2 separate regions of the Homo sapiens genome follow, and region 1 is linked to region 2. Evidence: read pairs that join two places in POLR2A ChIA-PET (ENCODE). Cell type or tissue: PC-9. All regions are shown on one strand. Each heading gives the region's core, and the rest is flanking DNA. Links, peaks and the distances in the headings are about the cores only. Region 1 holds the start of DBH (dopamine beta-hydroxylase). Region 2 overlaps SARDH (sarcosine dehydrogenase).

Region 1 (11,302 bases), core at 2,239-10,238, 58 kb after region 2:
TTTAAACCCTGCAGCCTAGGCATTGTTCCCCTCACCTTAGTCCCAGCCCTGCTTGGAGAAGGTAAACTGAGGCCCAGGGAGGCATTGGACCTGCTGCATTCTCCGAGGATGCTTCCTGGGATCTGGATCAGTGACCTCTGCCCTCCCCGTCTCCGGCCGCTCCCCTTGCACTGGGCCCTAAGGGGCAGGGACACGGTGGCCCGAGGCCAGGTCACATGGAAGACCACCAGGGAGACCCACTGAGAGACAGCGAGGAGCCTTCCCCAACAAGCAGGCTGCCCTTCGTACTCAAGAAGGGCCCTTCTTAGATTCCATATTTGTCTATTTGGCATCTATTAATTGATTGAAGGCTCAAACAGATGGTCAGAGTTGTTTACACCTGTCCTGCCCTCCAACATTCACACGTGTGTGAGAATCATATTCCTAACATTCCGACCCACACCAAGCCCATATCCCTAGCTACCTCCTCCACCTGACTCTCACACCCCAGGCCAATATTGCCCCAACCCTAAAACACCCTAGGGCCAGGAACCAGGCAACTAGAGACCACCCCAGCCACCCAGAGCCCACCAGAATTGTCCAAACGAAGCTGCTTCCCTGCCCTGCCTGGCCTTTCCCATGGAAACCCCAAGAAAGCCTCGGGCCCTTGGCCTTAAGGACTTTGGGTTGTGTTTCTTTTTAATCTTACATTCAGGGTAAAACATCTTTTCTTCATTTCCTTGAGAAAAAAGAAATCTGCAAAAGATACTGCAAAACTTTCCCTAGAGAAAAAAGCCACACAATGCAACCCCGCTGGGGACACCGCTGGTTTGCCGAGAGACTCATTTTAAACAGAGGCAGAAAGTTCGCCTGTGATATTTCAGCTGGAAATCAAGAAGATATTAGTTGAACATATTGCTTAGGGAGGAATAATAAGGCTGACATTTGCTTTCGTAGGAATTTGTTGTGCAAATTAACCTTGCCAGTGCACGGAAAGGCAAAGTCACCTGGCTTCCTCTGGCTTCCCTAGCAGCCGGGAAATGCAGGCAGGGGGGACGCTGCCCCAGAGAGGAGCAAATGCTCCTGCACTCAGGGTGCCTCATGGCAGAGGCTTGCGAAGAACCCCAAACTGTCAGCGATGGGGTTCAGCTGCTCCTCCAGACGGCTGACGGCTCAGAATCAGGGCTGTCCCAGGTCTTTCTTGGCTGGAACCTGAGCCACAGAGTGTCTTTGTGCACAGGAATCTGTGCAGCCCTATGGGTCAGAGCAGGGCCCTTCCCAGGCAGCTCCACTCACCCTACCTGGGTGGCCCTAAGCCTCACTAGCGACACAGGCAAGTGCCTCCTGGCCGAGTCTTGGGAATTGGAGGGGGCAAGCTCAGCTCCAGAAACAGCAGCCACCATCTGCCCTCATGAATTCACAACACCCAAAAAGGCAGAGAGGGACTCTCCGCCCCACCAGCCCATGGTGAGACCAAGATGCAGAGCTGGAGCCGGCCGCTCCGCACAGACACAGCTCCCCCGCTCCAGCTCGGCACTCCCAGATAAAGCAGGCACCTCCTGACTTCAGAAATAAAACTTTTTTGTCACTCCTTTGTGTGTTTCTGTGGAGAGAGTTGGGTTTCATCCACAAAGAAGCCCTGGTGGCCAGTCCCATGTGGAAAGGAAGGCTGGAGCAGGACCCATTGTAGGCGGTGGGCTCGCCCACTTCGGGGACCCCCTGCAGCTTGTGGAAGGGCCTAAAGTCCCCTCCAGTTTGAAGGGAAACTTTTCCCCTTTCTCCACCCTGTGAAACAAGAGTGGAGGTAAATTTGGACGGAAAGGAGTCAAGAGCCCATCCTAACAGTTTTGGCTGAGCCCTGTGGGGCTTGTTCAACACCTATGGGTAGGGGCAGGGTGTCTGCACCTGCTCAGTTGGTCCACGGGTACAAGCACAGTAGGTCAGGCTGGATCCCATGGGTGTGCAGGCCTCATGCTGTGCCCAGCCACGCGCCACCACCTGGCCCACATCAGTGGGCATGTGTGCTCTGGGGACGTGGTACTAGGCATTGTTTACAGGGCCGAGGGTCGTGGGGTCTGTGCTCATGCGCGTGTGGGGTGTGGAGCGGCACGAGTGTGTGTGGTGTGTGCGTCCTCTGTGTATAGTTCCATTCCTTGGGATTACTGGGTCCCATGATTTGGGGCGGGCAGTCAAGGACCATGGAAAGCATGTCTTTCCTATTTTGTCCTCAAACTGAGATCCCCATGATGCCCAAGCTCGGGGTGCAGACTTGGCTCAGAGCAGAGTCAACTCAAACACTGACAGGTGACAGAAGAACTTTCTGGGTTAAGGAGGGTGAGTGCAGAAAGACGGCCAGATGGGGTGCCGGGTCAGGAAGGGTTTGGAGAGCTGGCAGGGAGGAGAGACTCACCGCAAAATAGGCAGTGTCCCCATCGGTCCAGAGCACCACGAGATCTGCGTTCTCAAGCTCGCCACGGTCGGACATCCCAAACAGGACGCCAGCCTTGAGCCTCCGCACCAGGAGCTGGAAATGGATGGCCTCCTGGGTGTAGCTGACATTCCATGAGAGCTCCAGGGACCCCTCCGGGTCCAGGGGGATGTGATAGGGGAGGGGGCTCTCACGGGGAGCCGAGCCCTGCAGTGCGGCCACCAGGATGACCAGGAAGATGGCCACTGCTGTGCTGTACATGAAGGCTGCCTCCCGCATGCTGGGGCCGGGCAGGCTGGCCCAGCGACTGAGGGCGGGCATGGCTGGGGTGAGCTCTCTGGTCCCACCTGGCCATTTATGCCCTGGTCCTGAATGGGGTGGGTCCAGGCAGCACGGGTAATCACATTTGTCTAGCGGGGAATCCAATTTTCCCTCCCACAAGCTTGCGCCCCAGGCCAAGCACTCAGCCTGCTGCCCTCCTCTAATTGGCACTAATGACACATGGACGTCATCAGTGGGAGTTGAAGTAGACAGGCGGATGCTGTCCCTTCTGAGATGGCTCTGAAGAGCTGTCCCAAAAGCAGATGCACCCTGCAGCCAAGAGGCCTTTCAGACACCCTCTGGCCAGGCACCAGCTGACTGCCTCACAGGCTGTCTGGCCCAGTCCCCAGTGGGATGGGGTCTGCGTCGCCTCTACCCACGGATGAGCAGACTGAGGTCCGAGGAGCTGCTCCAGGCTGACCAGTGAAGGATAGGCCCGTAGCCACTGCAGGCCTGGCCTAGCGAGCAGAGCCGTTTGTACAATACTAGCAGGTGGGCCCATTTCAAACCAAAAATAAGACAATCTCCAAATAGTCCCTGTGTTTAGACACTCTCTCCACGGCCTGCTCTTCCCACTTTTGTCTCCTCTCAATTTTTCCACAGCCTCCAGCTGGTACCACTGCTGCTCCAGAAGGCGCGAGAGCATCATAGGGAGTGGGGGACATGGGCGTGGGGTGCATTGCTGGGGACAGACGGAGCTGGAGCTGCACAGGGGATAGGCAGGCTGCAGGGTGCACTGCTGGGGGTGACAGCCTTTAAGGAAAAGAGGGTGAGTGACAGGCCTGCTCCCCTGTCTCTGAAGCTCCCAAACCCACAGCTTCCTCTTGCCCAGAGCAGATCTGGCCTGAATTTGAAGCCTCTCAGGGCAGCTGGCCGCAGCCCTGCTTCTCCCACACCTGCCACAGGACCTTTGCCATCATCCACCCGTGGGCCCGAGGGTCAGTCTCACCACGGCACCTCTCCCTCCTGTCCTCTCCCACAAGTAGACTGAGGGCAGCTGCCTTCAGGACATTCTGCTTGATCCCTCCAGCTCCACCCCCCAGGCTGGGTTGACAGATCTCTCCAGCTGGACTAGAAGCTGTCCCTCCTCCCCAGCCTCCTCCCTCCCTTCCTTCCTTTTCCCTCCTGTTTCTCGTCTCTCTGGAGAAACCCAGAATCTAGCCTTAGGGGCACATTCATGTCATAGGCTGACAGCAACATTTAGGTCCTTAAATACCCATGACAGCAGGTCTGGAGGCTGCTTCAGCTCTGAGCTCTACGCTGTAGAAAGGAATGACTGTGTCTTTGCACGAACGTGAAATTTGGAGAAAGTGCCAGCCTTCCCCTGGCCCTCGCAGGCAGTGCTCTCTGCCCCACAGTGGCCAGGCCATCCTGCAAAGCCAAGCTCAGGCCATGAGCCCCTCCCCACTGATTGCACCCAGAGGGGCACCGTTCGCCCCCACCCACAGCCCAGGCAGGTGAGGTCCAAGTGCATAATCACCTGTGCAATAGAGTGTGGCATTGGTGTGAAATTGTCTCCCAGGCCAGGGGAAAGACACTCTTGGGAGTTCTCTGGTGAGCCTTGGGAAGGGTCTCAGCCTCCGAAGGCCTGGCTTTCCCATCAGGACATGCCACCTCCGTCGCCTGAGAGCACCTCACCTTCATGCCTCAGATTAGTTCCAAAACCTCCTCACCTGTGCCTTGTAAGCAGGTGTCTGCTGCATCCCGGACATTCACTCTCGGGACTGGGGAGCGGCCACAGCGAGCCGGTGATACGAAGAGCCTCCGGGGTGGGCAGGCACTGGTGTTCCCAGCACGGGATAACAAAAGCCAGCAGAGGCAGAGGTGAGGGTCACGGGCTCCACAGCACACCCAGCTCAGGGGTGAGCCCTCCCAGCAGCCTGGTGGCCACCCAGGTGGCTCCAGCTAGACAACAGGCTAAACGAGCACCAGCTGGGGCCCGCGTTGTGGGAAGGGGGGCACCTCTCTCCCCTCTGGGGTATTGAGGCCCCAGGCACCCCTCCTGCTCCTCCGGGGTCAGAGCTCTGGGGTCATATCCTGCTCCGCCCTCCTGAATGCGCAGCTGGCGTCCTCAGAGAAGCGCTTTCCAACCCAGCGCCTCCTCCCCATCTACAGACACAGGAAGTTGGATGACAAGGACAATTGATCCCTCCAGCTTCCTTCAACCCAGCGGTTCTGTGGAGCGAGAGGCAGTGAAGAGCCCCTGATGCTACCAGCCCTTGGACGGCTCAACACACCTCCAGGCCTCGCTCCTCTCCCGGATACGCCAAAGACCAACAGCTGCTGGGAGCTCTAAGGAGGGACGGCAGGTGCGGTCTCGTGCTCAGCAGTGTTATGCACACATGTTTATTTTTAACAGGAATCAAAGACATTTTCTTTATCCAACTCAAAACTGGCTTTCCTCTAGCATTTGACAGAAATGATTCAGCTGATTCCAAAATACTGATAACTAAGTCCTAGGGAGGGACAGGAGACACAAGTCAGGCCGCACCAGGGCTTCCCCTGCCCTGCCTCCATCCTGGCCAGCCTTGGGTGGCTGGGTGTGCGATCATCCCTGTCTCAGACACAGGAGAGTCAGCCTCGGAGAGGCGAGACAATGCGCCTGAGCTCACAGGGTGGGCCAGTGCCTGGGGCAAGCACCCCAAAGAGGGTGCCCTGAGCTGGAGGGGGCTGCACACCTTGTCAGCCAAGGTCAGAAAAATTCCACTGGAGTCAAGAGGAAGGGACGCTCAAATGAAAAATGCAACCGCAGAGAAAATCTGCGGAGACTGGGGCCGGGCGGGAGGGAGCGAATCCAATCGGATGGCCCCGTGGCTGCGCCCTTCCTTGCATTAATGGATTTTAAAAGGGAGCAATCCGACCCCAGGGTAAGGAAGCAACAGTCAGCTCTCCTCCTGCCCTCACCCTCCTCAGAGGTGACACCTGCTTGCCAGGTGCTCTCTTGGCCACATGCCTCCCTGTGGTGCCCCGCGGGGGGCTTTCCTCCCTGCTCCCACCCCTGCTGCCTCTGCTCCAGTGTCTGGGTGCACGTTGCCCTCCAGAGGTGGCGGTGGGGGTGGGGATGGGAATGGGGGTGGGAGTGGGGTTGGGGGTGGGGTAGGCCGGGGAGGTGCAGGGTGTCACGGCCACGGTGTCAGGAAATAAGCCCCATTCCTGCTGCTCAGCGCCTGGCTTCCCTCCAAGGCGCATCGACGGCTGACCTTGTTTAGAACCAATTTCAGCTTTTTAATAAGCCCTTTGCTTTCCTGAATCTCTCTGATGCCATCAGCCTTTGCAGGCTGTAATTCCCCATCGCCTCTGCCACATGAGGCTGGCTTCTGCTGACGTCCTAACCTCAGGCAGTGACAACCCCAAGTGGAGCGACGGTGGTGCAGACTGGAGCTGGGTGAGTGAACAGGCCAGGCCACTCCCCAGTGACAACGGGGCCTGGCCACAGGACAGCACTGTCCCTCGCCTGTGGCTCAGGCTCTTAGGGACCTCCTCTTGGCAGGAAAAATTCAACTATCAGTCTGATGGCAGTGCCTAGACCTGACTTGTGATGGGATGGATTGGGAGCTGCTGGGAGACGGTGACTCTGTCCATCACAGAGCCCACTCCAGGGTGGCACAGTCCCCTTGGGGAACTTGGGGCAGCTGGCCTATGTCCCTCCTCGTCCTGAGCATAGGGGCTGCGGTATGAAAGTTAAGAGGCACATTCTGGGCTGGGCACAGTGACTCATACCTCTATAATCCCAGGACTTTAGGAGGCAAAGACGGGAGGATTGCTTGAACCCAGGAGTTCGAGACCAGCCTGGGGAACATAGCATGACCCAGTCTCTACCAAAATAAAAATAAAAACAAATTAGCCAGGCATAGTGGCACAAGACTGTAGTCCCAGCTACTCGGGAGGCTGAGGCGGGAGGATCGCTTGAGCCCAGGAGTTTGAGGCTGCAATGAGCCCTGACTACACCACTGCACTCCAGCCTGAATGACAGCGAACAACCCTGTCTCAAAACAAACAAACAAAAAGCATATCCTGCCTGAGGAGGCAGCGGTGGCACCATGCCTCTGCCTCTGCTCATAAGCGTAGGTGGCCGTGAGAGTTTGAATGCTTGGGATATCCCATGGCCTGAGGTGTCCAGGGCCTGGGGCACTGAGTAGGGTGGCTACAGTGGGATCAGCATGAGGACTGGGCCCAGGGCAGGTCACAGAGGTGCCCAGAGCACCACTGAAAGCTTTCCTCAGCTACTGGATTAGAGGCACCCTCTGGCCCTGAAGCTCTGTGCCAAAAGCAAGGGGCCACTGATCCCAGAAGGGGTCGGTATCGTGAGCCCCAGTGACACTCCCCTGGAAGCTCCCAGGGAAGCAGAACCCAGGAGTCTGTGGCTGGCTCCAGGGCTGGGGCTGCCAGGCCTGCCAGGCCACTCCTGTGTGACCCCAAGCAGCCCCACTGTGAGCAAGTCCTCCACTGTCACTGGCAGGCGGCTGGCCTGGGCAGGACACAGCCTCCCCCGCCTCCATCTCTCCTCCATACACAGGGGTCAGCGAGATGGGGAGGTGGACTCTCACACCTGCGTGGCCTGCACCCCCAGCTCTGGGCTCATGCTCACATACTCAGTTTTACACACACACACACACACACACACCCCTCCAATAATTTGGCCTCAATCTTGGGGCTGAGGCCTGCTGGGCCCTGAGGAATCTTACAGGGAAACCCTTTCTGGGTCCTGCTTCTCCTTTTCTCCATAAGGATGCGTGACTGCTCCTCTCTCTTGAGCAGCTCATGGGGGGAGGTGCATGTGCCTGATTTTTGCATTTTCAGCTTTTCTGAAGGGACCACACTGCCAGGATGGTGGTGGGTCCTGAGGCAGTAGCTCCAGACCACACCCAAGCCACAGCGTAACTGTGGGCACCAGATGGAAAGAGAGGCCCTGAAACCTGCCGGCCATGTGACCCACCCGGACAGTCCCCACAGCCCTGAGCCTTCTTTCCTCATCTGTGAAATGGCCATCTTGCTCAGGACCGGCACTGGCGCTGACTTCTGGCTACAGAGGCTGGGCCCTGCGTGGCCTGCACCAGCACTCAGGGCTGCTGGTCTTGCCCCCCGCTGGCTCCTGCCAGCCATGACCCTCTTCCTGAGGCTGTAGTTCATCTGTCAGTAAGCTTGGTCACCTCAGAGATCCACCAGGTTGACCTACCATTGACCCAGAATGGGGCCGATGCAGTGAGGGCTAGCGAGACAGCCCCGGGCTGCCCTCACCCGCATCCATCTCGGGGGCTGCTGCACCCACTGACATCACAGGGTCCAACAGGCAGGGCTCTGGCCCAGGAGGGTCTCGGAGAACATGAGAATCCGCCTCCCTCCCTGGAATCTCTCTGAGCTTCTGGCGTGTGGTGTGACAGACAGAGGGATGTCCCCCAATGGCCACGTCCAGATCCCTGCAAGTCGGGTAGGCTACCTGGGGAAGGGACATTCAGTGTGATTAGATTAAGGACCCGGAGGTGGGAGGTGGTCTTGGATTGGCTGGGTGGACCCCATGTCATCACAAAGGTCCTACGAGAGAGAGAAGGAGATGCATTGATGGGGTCCAAGGAGAGGAGGCTGCTTCCAAGACGGAGCAGGGGCCATGAGCCAAGGGATGTGGAGGCCTCTGGTAGCTGGAAAAGGTGGGAACAGATTCCCCTCCCAGAGCCCCCAAAAGGAGCCAGCTCTGCAGACACCTTGATTTTAGAGCTTCTGACCTCCAGAACTGTAAAAAAAAAAAATCGTGTTGTTTTAAGCCTCAGAGTTTTTGGTCATTTGTTACAGTGGCCACAGGAAATACAAGCGCCCTCCTCTCCTAGTGTCTGCTGGCACCGTCACACTCTGGTGGGACCCCCAAGTGCAGTCGGAGACTGTGTTCCCTTCTTTTTGTCCTGTTATGGTTTTGGTTCTCCCAAAAGCAGACGCTGAGGCAAGGGTCTGGATGTGAGCAGGCTGTGTGGAAGGAGAGCTCAGAGTGTGCGGAGACGGGTGGGCAGGGGAGTGGGAACACTCACGAACCGTACTTTCATAATCAGTTTCCTCCATGGGCAGTAGGGACTCAGTTCCAAGGGGACCCTGGAGAGACTGTGGAATGCACCCCAAAACTGTCACATCAAGGGTGAAGAAGCCGGGGCCCTCACCTTCCCACACCCATCCCTCACTGGCAGAAGGACGCTCCTGGGGTATCAGAGCCCAGCATGGGGGCTGCCGGCTGGTGGGCCAAGTCCACTCACACAGCCAAGCCCACCCCAGGGTGGGAGGGGGGGGCAGAGATGCAGGAAGTTGTGGGGTACCAGTTGCCTTGGGCAGGCCCAGGAGATGGGGGTTGTGGTGAGAATTGAGGGTCAATGCCCTTTGCACCATGCCATGTGCAGTGGGAGCCCTGTGTGGGACAGCTGTCACCAGGTTGTGGTCTGGGCTCCCGAGTCCTGAGATGCCCTCTGAGTCCACAGGCTCGTAGGAGCCGTGTCTGCAGCCCACCTGCCTCTTCCCTAGGCGAGCATGCAGGCACTGGGCGTTCTCGTGAGTGAGGGCACCCAACCCTTCCAAGTCACATGGAGGCCCTGACTGTCACCATTTCACAACTTAGGATGCCGAGGCCTAGAGACAAGTGGCACTGGCCAGGGCTCCGTGGTCATGGGTGGTGGCTGCAGAGTGGTAGGCCTGGAAGAGCGTGGCGTCTGGCGTCCATGGAGTCTGGAGAGGAAGGCTGGCCTGGGCCTCCCGGGCGGTTCCATGCAGGCTCTGCTGACTCTCAAGATGGGGGCTATGGCAGCCTCAGAGTGGGCGGGCAGGGTTCGAGTGAGCTGCCTGGCAAAGGCTACAATGCCAGCGACCAGCCCTCAGACCCCCGCTCAGGGCTTATGGGCCACTTCACCACCAACCCCTGGAGCTCGCGGCTGCCACACCCCACTGGACACAGACCTATGTGGCTGAGACCGGCGCCACCCAGCCCAGGACCCCCGGACCTGCCCTGACTCCCTGGGCCTTGGCTGAGAACAGGGGACTTGGGCCCCAAGGTCTGAGTGGTCAGTCAGCCCTCATCCCACCCCCCATGCCCATTTCAGGGCCAGGTGTTCTTGGAAACCTGATCCCAGAGATGCTGAAGGGCAGAGCCTCGCAGGCTCAGCAGGGCTTCCACTGGCCTCAGCGCCCAGGGCCGAGGGGGCATCTGTGGTCCTACCCGGGGGCAAGCAATGTGGAGGCTGAGGCTCAGGAGTGCTGTCCCTTGACATTTAGGTGAGTTTCACTGGGAGGGACATGGTCCTTATCCCAGAGAAGTAATCAAGACAAAGGCAGAAAGAGGCAGGTGCATGTTCCTCAACCTCTGTACCTTGTTTCCTCAGCTTATGGGGACAGTGACAGAATTACACTCGCATTTCCTCAGGCTGGGGGCTCCCCGAGTCAGTGCAGGCAGAGGCTGGACCATCTGTGCTTAGTGAGGGCTCCCTCCACGGTGGCGAGCTCTATCATTATAAACATCCAGACAAGCCTGAAAAACACGGCGCAGAATCACTCCCTCAAATACGACTACCATTAACAGCTCAATATGTCGTCTGTCAGAACAGCTTTTCATTCTCTGAAATTTTTAAAATTGTTTATTATTGATTTGTCACATCATGTAAAATGTCCCGCCTTAACCACTGTAAGCGTGCAGTTCAATGGCTTTCAGTGCATATTCCTATTACCGTGCAACCATCACCACCATCTGTCTTCAGAACGCTTCATCTTGCAAAACTGAAGTTCTGTGCCCATGAAACAACAGCTCCCTATTCCCCCTCCCCCAGCCCTGGGCACCTACCATTCTACTTTCTGTCTCCATGATTTTGATGACTCTAAGACCACATAGACATAGAGCCATACAGGATTTATCCTTTGTGTCTGGTCTATTTCACTGAGCATACTATCCTCAAGGTGAATCCAGGTTGTAACATGTGTCAGAGCTTCCTTGCCTTTTAAGGCTGGAGAAGAGTCTATTGTATGAATGATCACACTAGATGTATCCATCATCAGTAGATGGACAGTTGGGTTGCTTCATCTTTTAGCTGTTGTGAATCATGCTGCTGGGTGTGCAAATACCTCTTTGAATCCTTGTTGTGAATTCCTTTGAGTGTGTACCCAGAAATGGCATTGATGCATCCTGTGATAATTCTACTTTTAATTTTTGAGGAGCCATCACTGTTTGTTAAATGGCCTGCTGTACACACTGTCCTGCCACTGGTGTTTTCCACGTGCATGTTGGATATATGTTGAGTATACACGCTCAGTGCTGCCTCCGCCTTTGACAGCTCTCAAGTATCCCACTGCAGGCATGGTCTCTGATTGATTTAGCCAACTCCCTGTTGATAAATATGTGGGTCGTTTGTTTCTTAAACTATGAGTGACAGCGGTGCAACTCTTGCCTTTGTCTGCCGGCCCTCATACACTTGTACCCACGGCTCTATAGCATCAGTCCTCAGAGCCCGGGCTGTGGAGCCAAGGACTTTGGGCTCCCTAATTGAAATCAACCCACAGGTTCAAAAGGCTTTGGTCAAGGGGGATGCTCAGACGCTGGCTGTTATGCCACCAGCC
Region 2 (11,302 bases), core at 1,999-9,998:
CATTCCCACCTGTCTGGAACTTTTCAGATCAAGAAGGAGTGCCTGGCCTGCAGAGGGGCCGCCGCTGTGTTTGACATGTCCTACTTCGGGAAGTTCTACCTGGTGGGGCTGGATGCAAGGAAGGCTGCCGACTGGCTCTTCTCCGCAGATGTCAGCCGACCCCCAGGTATGGAGCCTGAGGTTGGGGGGCATGTTCCTGTCACTCCATGGGCACAGCCTCAGGCACTGAGATGAGCTGGCAAGCCACCCTGTCCCCTCGGGCACCCTGAGCACACTGCTCCTTGCCCTCACCTGGCTTTGAGCTCCCCCCCGTCCGGCCCCCTTTGCCCCATCCCAGGCCCCAGGCCCTCATTACTTTCCTCCACCTCTCCCTCCTGCCTTCCTTCTCCTCCCTACCTCTGCCTTCCTCTCTACTCTTCCAGAAAGGATGTGTGGCAGCTGGCCCTCAGCCACGTCTCTCCTGGGACTGTGGGGCCCAGTCCCCCCCATGCTCTCACAGGTGGGATTGCCAGAATTAAATAGAAACACAGGATGCTAAGCTACATTTGAATTTTGGATACATAATGACTCATTTTTAATGTAAGTATGTCCCAAGCCATATTTGGGACATACTTGGGATCTTCATCTGCCTTTTCGTCACCCACCCACCCACCCACCCAACAGCTCATGCGTCCCCATCTTCATGAGTGTTCTGGGCTGCCAGAACAGAGGATCACAAACCTGGTGGCTTAAAACAACACCAATTTATTGTCACGGTTCTGGAAGCTGGAGGTCAAAATGAGGGTGTCTGTACCTGACACTCTGCAGAGGACCCTTCCTTGCTCTTCCAGCTGCTGGTGGTGGCCGGGAGTCTTGGCCTTCCTCGGCATGCAGCTGCGTCACTGCAGTCTCTGCCTGTGTCACAAGGCCTTCTCCAGGTGTTCTCTTTTTTGTTTTGTTTTGTTTTGAGACGGAGTCTCGCTCTGTCGCTCAGGCTGGAGTGCAATGGCGCGATCTCAGCTCACTGCAACCTCCGCCTCCTGGGTCCAAGTGATTCTCATGCCTCAGCCTCCTGAGTAGCTGGGATTACAGGCGCACACCACCATGCCCAACTATTTTTTCTATTTTTAGTAGAGACGGGGTTTCGCCATATTGGCCAGGCTGGTCTGAAACTCCTGACCTCAGGTGATCCTCCCACCTCAGCCTCCCAAAGTGCTGGGATTACAGGTGTGAGCCACCGTGTTAGAAGGACAGCAGTCAGATTAGATGAGGGCCCACACTCATGACCTCACTTTAACCTGATCATATCTGCAAAGACCTCATTTCCAAATAAGATCACACTCCCAGTCCTGGTGAGGACTTTCACATATCTTTTGTGGGGGACACAATTCAACCCCTAACATCATCTCTTCAGCCAGCCAACCAACAAACCCACTCCCCAGACTCCCAGGCACCTGCTGCTCACCTCCCATTAATCCAGCCACCCACTCAGTCTTGCATCCACCCATCCACCAGCCCACACATCCCTGTTTCTCCATACATCTGTTCCCCCTTCTGCTCACCCACTCCCATCCTCCCATCCATCTGCCCACCTTCCCATCTGTCCATCCATCCTCCATCCACAAAGTAATTTATGCCACAGACATTTATGGAGTCTTCTCCGGTACCAGGCACGGAGCTAGGAGCCCCAGAATGAACGGGGGGCATGAATCCTGTCCCTAGAAACTTCTCAGCATGGTGGTGGATGGGTGGGAGGGGCCAGTGCCAAGGCATTTCAAGAAGAAAGAAGCTTCCTTCCCGCAAGGGTGACGGTGATGGGATGTCCTGCCCATGGCCAGTCCTCTCTGGGTCATTAAGCTGAAATGGCATCCCTGGGCTGAGGAGCTCTCCAGGTCACCTCCCAGTAGGGCATCCTGTCTGGGGGTTATCCAGCCTCCGTGACAAGGAGCTGCCCCTGTGAGCGGCCCTGGGGAAACTGAGGCAGCACAGACCCGGCTGGGGCCTCAGCACAGACCCGGCTTCCTTCTCCCTCTCGCAGGCTCCACCGTGTACACGTGCATGCTCAACCACCGTGGGGGCACCGAGAGTGACCTGACTGTCAGCCGCCTGGCACCCAGCCACCAGGCCTCCCCGCTGGCCCCCGCCTTTGAAGGTATGGGATGCCTCTGTGCACACGGCGCTGTGACTGCGGCCTGCTCTGTGGACTGGTGGTTGTGGACAGGGCAGGATGGACGGGATGGGCTGCTGACGGCAGCTCTGTCATTAGCTGTTGTGCCCGCTGTGGTCAGAGCTGGGAGATTAGAGGTCTCGTTTCAGGCTAAATGGGGGCTTTGTTCAGGCGGCATTGCTGGAGCTCCCAGTACTCAGTGATTGCATCTCTGAACCTGTCCACGCTGTTGCGGTTCGGAGTGGCTGCAGTGTGGGCGTGCTCGGCTCGGTTTCCCGGAACAAAGCGTACCAATGCTAGGCCGTGCCTCCCACTCAAAGCAGTCAGCTCCTTTCTGCCACTGACATCCTTGCTGGGTTGACTTCTCAGGCCCGTGTGACCCTCTAGTCTGGAGCTTGGATAGGCCCTTAGAAGACGTCCAGTTCAGGGCCCACGCTGATGCCTGATTGCCTGCTGCAGTCCCACCATGTCTGCTTGCATACCCTCAGGGACAGGTAGCTCAGTACCTTCATCCCTTGTTTGCTCAGCCCCAACTGTTACGCAGAGCCAGGACCTGCCTCTTGTCCCTTCAGCTCCCTGATCCTGTCCCTGGGTTCACACAGGAGCCATCTGATCTCTCGTCCTGTAACCCATCCCCACCAGGGATGAAGAAGCAGAGAGGGAAACATTCTCTTTCTCCAGGAAGAGGCATTGCCACCTCTGGGATGGGACCTGCACAGGGGAAGGTGCTGACCGTGCAGCTCTCTGTGCTGTCCCCGGGGCAGGGGCACAGTCAGCGGGGAGGGCTCAGCCCATTCAGAAAACCTGGCATCTCCTGGTTCTTGACCTGACTCCGTGCTGCTGGCAAATGTAGTTGTTTCCTCACTGGGACTCGGTCAGTGTCGAGCCCCAGCTTGGGCACTGGGGGAGAGAGGCAAGGGGAGAAAGGGGCTCATTCATGATCAGCTCATAACCCGCACCTTCGGCAGCAGTCATTGAGCACCGACTGTGTGTCAGGCTCAGTTTGAGGCACGGAGGACCCAACAGTGAGCCAAACACAGGAGGTTCTGGCCCATGTGGAGTTTGTATCTCTGGTGGGAGGAAATAGGATTAAAAAAATAAAATAAGTGGAAGGTGTAGGATGTTAGATGGGTCAAGAGGAAAAATGAAGACCGGAGGGGGTGGGATATTGGGGGCCAGGGTGGGAAGACAGCGCTCCTCACTGCCCAGCGGGTCTTCGGGGCTGGGGGCTGGCAGGGGCTCCTGGGCCTCTGCGGTTCTGCCAAAAGCAGGGAGTAGTGAGGTGAGCCCTGCGGTCTGGAGGCTGGTGGCGGAGATGAGGCTGAGAGCGTGAGTGAGGGGTCCTATGGGGTGCGCAGAGCTCGCCCACCCCTTCCCTCCTGCCGTTGGCGACGTGGAGGCTGAGGGAGCCATGGGCTGAGCCACAGCGCTCGTGCCTCATGGATCCATGAGCTCGTTCCTTCGCTCGTTCCCTCAACAGTCATCACGTGAGCCTGCACTGTGTGGAAGCACCAGGTAGCCAGGGTCGGGAGGAGGTGAAGGAGGCCGGTGGGGCTTCAGGGACCCCACAGTGGGCTGTATGTCCAGACGGGGGCAGGAAGGGCCCCGTAACACCTGGAGGGGGACATGCAAGGGGATGGGAAAGAGCGAGGTGTTAGGGAAGGCCATGTGAAGCCGCCGAGCCGGGATGAGCAAGGCTTCCTGGAGGAGAGGGCCGGCCTGAGCTTGGAAGGATGGGGAGGAGCCACTGGCTACAAGGGTGTAGAGGTGAGAACCAGTGTGACCTGCCCATCGCTGGTCGTCTCTGGGTCATTCAGCTGAAATGGCATCTCTGAGCTGAGAGGAGTGTTGCCTGTAAGGAGCTAGGCATCAGCCCCCAGTAGAGGGGCGGCCCAGGCACAGCCCATAGCCGCAGACTTAGTGAGTCTAGCTAGGGAGACAGTAGAGGGGCCAAAATGAGGACACAGGTCACCAAAAATCCTGGCCAGGTCCTGCCACTACCTGGCTCAGCGACCTGCCCCCCCGAGCCTCAGTTTCCCCCATTGGTGGAATGGAGTGAGGAAGACGCGCCTCCCGGGGCTGCGATGGAGAATTGAGTCAGAGTCTGGGGGTGCTGGGAGGGCTGGGGAGCAGCCTCCCTGAGCCTCAGTTTCCCTGGCTGGGGAATGAGGACCTTGCTCGTCCCCCCTCATAAGGGGAAGCTGTCAGGAAAGTGCTTTCAACGCTGAGCCATCTCCCAGTGGTGCACAATTAGCTTTCCAGAGGATTCTGGTGGATTCCTAGAGCTGAGGGCTGGGGATCGGCGGTGCTGGTTGCTGGGAAGGTTTGCACTTGGTGGGTGTGGAGTTAGCACAGTGAGTCACATCCCCCAGGGCTCTGCGGGTCCTGGGGACACCACTCAACAGGAGAAAACCACCATGTGGGCTTTGCTTTACTTTCAGGCTTCAAAACTGCACTGTTTGAGTTATGAATATGCATGGGCATTAAATATGCGCGTGTTGAATACGTGCGCTACCTACCCATGCTGCATCAGATCACCACGGAGCCGAGAGAATGTGATGATTTACACAATGTGATCAAGGTGGCATACAAAGCAGCTGTCAATCTCAAAAGTAATTTTAAATGGTCTTTATTGATCTTTTTGTAAGATTACAAAAGGATACATGCTCCTGGGAACCATTCCAATGATACTGAAAAGCACAAAATCAGCTGCACAGCCCACAGCTCCCCCCACACCCACTGCCGATGGTGCAAGTCCCCGGCCACCCTGCCTTCTCACTGCTCTCTGCCATGTCAGCTTTGCAGGCCAGGCCTGGACCTGGGCTGACTGACCTCTGGCCTCAGGACTGGCGTCTTGTTTTCAGGGAAGTTGATCATGGATGGTCAGGGCCACAGGAGGCCAGGCCCATCAGCTGCCATCTCCCTGGGCACCAGTTGGCCTCAGTAGCTCCCATGCCCTCCTGGGAGAGGCCTGGGATGGCTGCAGACTGGGGGGGCCACTCAGGAGCCAGGGGCCTGAGAGTGGCCGTGTGTGTGTGTGTGTGTGTGTGTGTGTGTGTGTGTGTGTGTGTGTTGGGGGAGGTGAGGTAGGGTGTCTGTCTGAATAGAGCTGAGGATTCCATCCAGAAACGGCCCCAGTTCAGGTGTCGGGGAACCCCTTGAGGACTGGCTTGTCTCTTTGCCTTCATTCTCTGTTGTGCTTATGGTGTCAAGAGGAAGAAGAGAGGGAGCAGCCTGGCTGGGGCCTGCCTGGGGCCCTGAGAGGTCTCTCGTCCAAGGGTGCTTCCAATAGCCCTGTGGGGCCAGATGTTGTGGGTCTGCCCCTTTTACAGATGAGAAAATGGGGGCTCAGAGAGGTGAGAAGCAAGGCCGGTGAGCCGCAGAACTGCATCTGGGCCAGGCTGGCCTAGGCCTGTGTGTTCCCAAGACACCGTCCTCCCAGGGTAGGGGCATCCCTTTGAGGTGTCTGCAGAGGGGTGGGTGGTAGGGGTTGAGAAGCAGGTCCTTCTCCTAACCCCCATGGCTCAGAGGATACTCTGCAAGGCGTGGCCCTGGGGGACCCAGGGAGGGACAGATACGGTTCCTGGGCACTGTGAAGGCACAGGCCCCTGAGAGGGCATTTGTTTTCTCAGCCGGGAGACCCTTGGGCCACCCTCTCTGTCCCCACCTCCCAGGCCCTGAAATCCTGCTCTAAGTCCAGGTGCCTCTCTTCCAGGGGACGGTTACTACCTGGCCATGGGCGGGGCCGTGGCCCAGCACAACTGGTCCCACATCACCACCGTGCTGCAGGACCAGAAGTCCCAGTGCCAGCTCATCGACAGCTCCGAGGACCTGGGTATGATCAGTATCCAGGGCCCAGCCAGGTGAGAGAGGACTGGGAGCCCGCCCCTGGGTGCACCTGCTGCCTGGACCCAGGTCCTCCAACAGGCCCTTGGGCAGAACAGCTTGTCCAGAATGGGCCATTCTGAATAGTTAAGCGCTCTGGTAAACCAGAGATGCCATTCTGAATAAATATCTTCAAAGCACTGGAATGCAGATAAGCCGGTAACACGAGTCAGACTGAAATTTACAGCTGTTCAGTCACTGAGGACCCCAGGATCCCAGAGGGGAGGGCAGTCTCTGAGTCACCAGTGCAGTCTAGGAATTACCGTCCACCATCCCAAAGTGGGCAGAACCAGGCCAGATTTCGCCCTGCTACCTGGTAATTTCTGTACGCCACCTTGATCACATGGGCAGAATAATATCCTATACCGAGGGGTCCCTGGCTCCTCCGGAAACACCCTCCATGACAAGGTTAAGGCTTATCCATGCGTGCATTCCTTCTATAAACACCTGCCGGGCTGTGTTCCCCACCCATGAGAAACCAGGACCGGGGAAGACCCTCGGCTGCTGGCTCATGCACACAGCCACAGAAGAGTCTTGGGCAAAAGGACGGCTGAGCAGGTGTGCACCTTGGAAAGACCCCTCTGACTGTGCTTCGGAGGCTGGGAGAAGGGACTGGGGGTGGGGGACAGGGAGGAAGGACATCATGTTAGCAGCCACCAGTGGAGCACCTGTGACTTGCCAAGCCTGAGCCAACATCTCCCATCCCCACGGTAGCCCTTTGAGGTGGTCATAATTGTTCTTATTTTTACTGATGCAGAAACTGAGAAACAGAGAGGTTGAGACATTTGCCCAAGGTCACACAGCTGGTCAGTGCCAGGGCTGATGGGGATGCGTCCCCCTTGTGCTCAGAAGCCTGCACACGCTCACCGCCACCCTTTTTCAAGAGTTAAAAATCCTCTGTGAGAAAACGGCCTAGTCTAGGCCTTCCATTGGTGACCCTCCCCCACCAGGCTAAGGGGCCAGGACACTCATCTCGGTGTGCTTCCTGCCGCCACATCTGCCTTGGGGCTGGACAGGGTGGCTCTGCTGGACTGGGCAGGAGGAAGAGGCACGAGATGAGGGCACTGCTTCTGGGGACATGGAGGATATCAAAGGGGTGATCTGTCTCTGGAAAATGATGGTGGCAGCTTCGGGGAGAGGATGGGAAAGGAGAGGAGGAGAGGCAGGGAGGGGTGGGGGGGAGATGAGTCTCCAGCCTGAAGGTCGCCGAGGTGAGCACTTGACGTAGCAGGGCTGTGTCCTGGTGATATCCTGTCAGCCTGGGATTCTGCCGAGACCTCTGGCTGGAGTGCCCAGACTCTGCCATGGGGTCCGCTTTCCCTGGCACCCCACGCTGAGTCCTAGGCCAGTTGCTCCCCTCTCAGGCTGCAAGGGACCGAGCTGTTGCTGTCCGTCCAAGCATATGCACTGTGGTGCTCAGGGGCACACGGTAGACGCGTGCTTGCTGAGGAAGGGATAGAATCGGAGAGGGTCGAGTGCTTTAACACTAACTGGCTTCTGCCAAGTGTTTGACTTGAGGCTGCTCATAGAAACCAACATGCATTAAGGAGACATTTGGGCAGAACCCTGCAGGAAACGAGTGACCCAGCCTTGGTGTTCTGGGGGAACTGCTCCCAGCAGTGGTAACAGCAGGTGCAAAGGCCCCGTGGCAGGCCAGTGCGTATGTCTGAGGCACGCATTGAGGCTGGGATGGAGCAGGCCAGGAGCCGGGCTCAGAGGGCAGCAGGGTGAGATACTGGAGGCCCAGCAGCTGCTCCTCTGAGGGAGGGGTGCTGAGCAGAGGAGGAACATGGTCGGGCTTGGGCTTTGGTGGGGGGGTCTCTGCTGTTGGGTCAGCGGGCAGGGGGCCAGCAGGCCTGTGAGGAGCCTCAGGCCAGGCGAGGCAGGGATGCCAGGAGGGAGTGATGAGCTGAGTCCATGCGGCTCACGGGCGAGGGTTTGGCGTTGTGGTGGTTCCCATGGACTGGGCGAGGCTCATAGCACCCGACAGTGGATGGGGTGTGCTGAGAGGGTCGGGGGAGGGTAGGGGACAGAGACAGCTTCCGCGTGCATGATGAAGAGTGGAGGGTGCTGGCCGCAGCTGCCGGGAAAGGGACTGGGATGCGGTGGAATCATGCAGTCCCCAGCCTGGCCCACAGGCAGCCGCGATGCTGTGTGCTTTTCATTTCTCACCTGGGTGACCCCAACCTCCGCATCTCTGGGGTAGAGGGAGGGGTGTCAAGGCCTGGTCCTTGGAATCCTCTGGCTTCATTGCCACGCCAGCCTTGGACAGGGAGTGGGGATATTTTTAGTGTGGGGGAGGCAGGTGGGCCGTGGAGGGAGGAGGTGGCAGATGGACCGATCAAGGTGCGGCCCGGGGGCGGCCGGTGCGCCCAGCCTCATTATAAGCTGCTCCAGGCGGTGGCGGGGGAGGCAGCCAGGGCGGGAAGAGGAGCTCGCTGCCTCCTGGTAATTTCTTAACTTTCTCCTCCAAAATGTCCTCTATCTTTCAAAAATAACCCAAAGTTTCTTAGATGAATAATAATACTGGTGCTGCTGATAAAGGCTGCACTTTCGGAATTGTTATTCAGGACGTGCTCAGCACACCTACTGGACAATGGAGTAGGGGCTGTGTGAGCTGCTGCCCCATGGAACTTTCTGGAAATGCTCCATAACTGAGTGGTCCAACACGCAGCCACTAAACCCTGTGTGGCTACTGAGCCTTTGAAATGTGGCTAGTGGGACTGCATTTTTAATACTAGTGGATGTAAACTCAAATAGCCCCCTGTGCTGGTAGAGGCTGGGCTCGGTGGCTCATGCCTGCAACCCTAGCACTTTGGGAGGCCGAGGTGATAAGATCGCTTGAGTCCGGGAGTTTGAGACCAGCCTGAGCAACATAGCGAGATCCTATCTCTAAAAAAACAACAAAAAAATTTTTCAATTAGCTCAGCACGGTGGTGCACACCTGTAGTCGCAGCTACTTGGGAGCCCAAGGCTGGAGGATCGCTTGAGCCCAGGAGGTCAAGGCTGCAGCGAGCTGTGATTGTGCCACTGCAAGCCGCCCTGGGAGACAGGGTGACCTTGTCTCAAGCCAAAATGAAACAAAACAAACCAAAACCAATATCCTTGCGTGGCTGGGAGAGACGGTGTCGTGCAGCCCAGAACTGGCCATCGCTGTGGTCATGGTTAGCACCAGGGGCTTTGTGTGCTTTCTTGCTGGTTCCTCACAGTGGCCCGTGGCATCACAGATGAGGGACTGGGGCTTGGTAGGGTTCAGGGGTAAGTACAGGGCCTGGGACTAGAACCGGGGCCTCTGACTGGGAAGCTCGTGGACCCCTGGAACTGGGCTTCCCCTGAGGTTGCTGAGCCCATAGCCTGGGTCAGAGCCCTTCAAAGCCTTGGACCAGGTGGCAGCTCCAGGCTTCTGCCCCAGGGTCCCTTCCGTGCGGCTGCCACTCAAGGCTGCAGAGAGCATGTGCTTGTCAGGTCTGAGGCACTGGTATCACTCTCCAGGGCTTGGCACCACGTGGGTGCTGAGTGGTTACATAAGGGTCTTGGCCAACTGTACCACAGCTGAGCACCTCAGGCTGACGTGGGTGGCGGCTCCCAGCACTGTGACGATTGGGATTAGGGTCAGCAGTACTTCTGGACAGCCCACCCTGCAGCCTCAACACCTGCTGGGATCCCAGAGGGACAGAAGTGGGGGGGCGTCTCCTAGCAATGGGGGCCTCACCCTGCTGTGCCAAGCCAGGGTGTTCACAGTCAGTTCTATTTACTGAGAGCCTGCTCTGTGCCAGGCACATTGGGATAGGGGGATGCTGTTGGCACGGAGCTCCTGGGGGTGGATGCATTGGGGGTGGGTACAACCAATGTGAGAGACACCCTGGCAGGAGACTGTGGGATCTTGGACAACGAGTACCTGCCCAAGACCTAGGGAGTCAGGGAGGGCTTCCTGGGGGAGGTGACAGCTGAGCCAAGAGCTGAAGGATGACAAAGGGTTAAGTGGTGACAGGGGAAGGGGTGAGAATGCGAAGGGGCACAAGAGGGCTAGGCCTGGAGGTGGGCACGGTGCCCAGGAGGTGAGGGCTTCCTGGGAGACCATGGGTGTTGGCTCCAGTGAGGTCTCCGGTACTTGCGCAAGTGTGAGAGTAGATGTGGTGCTGGGTACCACGGAGCAGGGAAAGTGGGGAGCGAATCCCCACCCTCGCAGAGCTTAAAAGCAGGGGTGGACCCAGCAAGTCTGTGCAAACTGTCCAGTATGGACTGAGTGTCCAGTGCTCAGGAACATTCCCGGGCCCTCATAGCACTGTGGCACTCAGGTGCAGCCCTGCCCTCGGTAGGTGACAGTCCCCTAGGAGGTTGAAATGGCTCTTAGCACCTGCTGGGTGCTAAGCCCAGCTCTCTACCTCCTCCAAGTCTGCAGCCTGAGCGTCTCACACCCATGTCAGGCAGAGGACTTTGGGGCCGAGGTGCCCAGTTGGAGGGTTAGGTCAGGGAACAGAGCGGGGTGGTGTCTGGGAAGAGCACTTTCTGCAGTGGGCTGGGAGGAGGCCGGAATCTGCTCCAATCCGGCTCTGCCTTGGGCAAGTTACTCTACTCTTCTGTACAGCACTGAGGCCACCATAGCCAGCTCCTCTCTCGGGCCGTGGCTACCAAAGCAGCAGCTGAGGCCCCTCTGGCCTCTGAAGAGTTGGAAACCTGGAGAGGCCTGGGGATGTGGATTGTGGATTGTGGACCTGGTCCAGATGCTCTGTTCCTCCTGGCCTGTGGGCTTCAAGGGCATTCTATGGTTAGATAACCACTCTGGCCTCACTTCCCCATCTAAGAATCGCGAGTCCCGTTAGAGCTATCTCCAAGTCTGGCCTCCCCCAGGGGTCCTGCTAGCCCTAGCGTTACCCCGTTGGAAGGTGGCTGTCTTATGTATATTTGGAACGTACATCTGTCTTGGTGTATTTTTATTAATCCATGTTTATTGTCATCTGTCTCATGAGGACAGGGACTTATCCCACTCATGGCAGGTCCCCGGGGCCTTTCCTGCCCAGGCCCCACCCGTGAGCACTTGCTGACTGAGCGACTTTGCTCTTGCCTGCAGCCGAGCCATTTTGCAGGAGGTGCTGGACGCAGACCTGAGCAACGAGGCCTTCCCGTTCTCCACCCACAAGCTACTGAGAGCCGCAGGGCACCTGGTAGGTTCCAGCTGGCCACGTCCTCTGGGTCGTGGGTGGCAGCATGGTGTGAGGGGTGCGCCGGGGGATCTGGGGGCTGGGGGCTCTCGGGCAGGTTCCTTTGCCT

What was found. Peaks named below come from ENCODE experiments on the same cell type or tissue, not always from the same donor. Only the 100,000 strongest peaks of a DNase experiment are listed, where the experiment ranks them.
Region 1: POLR2A ChIA-PET joins it to region 2 with 16 read pairs; 2 of 35 experiments call an interaction of 5 or more read pairs at or near these places.

Annotation. Positions count from the first base shown.
Region 1 is chr9:133,627,798-133,639,099 of GRCh38, reverse strand. It overlaps DBH (dopamine beta-hydroxylase), which reads right to left and starts at 2,737. Exons shown (of 12, transcript NM_000787.4): 1 at 2,390-2,737. The coding sequence starts at 2,728. RefSeq lists an enhancer at 737-1,472. In PC-9, for the core only: no CTCF peak of the experiment used is centred there; no DNase peak of the experiment used is centred there; H3K27me3 peaks cover 7,590 bases.
Region 2 is chr9:133,685,087-133,696,388 of GRCh38, reverse strand. It overlaps SARDH (sarcosine dehydrogenase), which reads left to right. Exons shown (of 21, transcript NM_001134707.2): 14 at 28-166; 15 at 2,018-2,131; 16 at 5,862-6,009; 17 at 11,103-11,196. Among named protein-coding and RNA genes, the nearest start is that of DBH-AS1, 33 kb to the right of the region's middle. RefSeq lists an enhancer at 10,481-10,981. In PC-9, for the core only: no CTCF peak of the experiment used is centred there; a DNase peak (open chromatin) is centred at 6,138; H3K27me3 peaks cover 3,355 bases.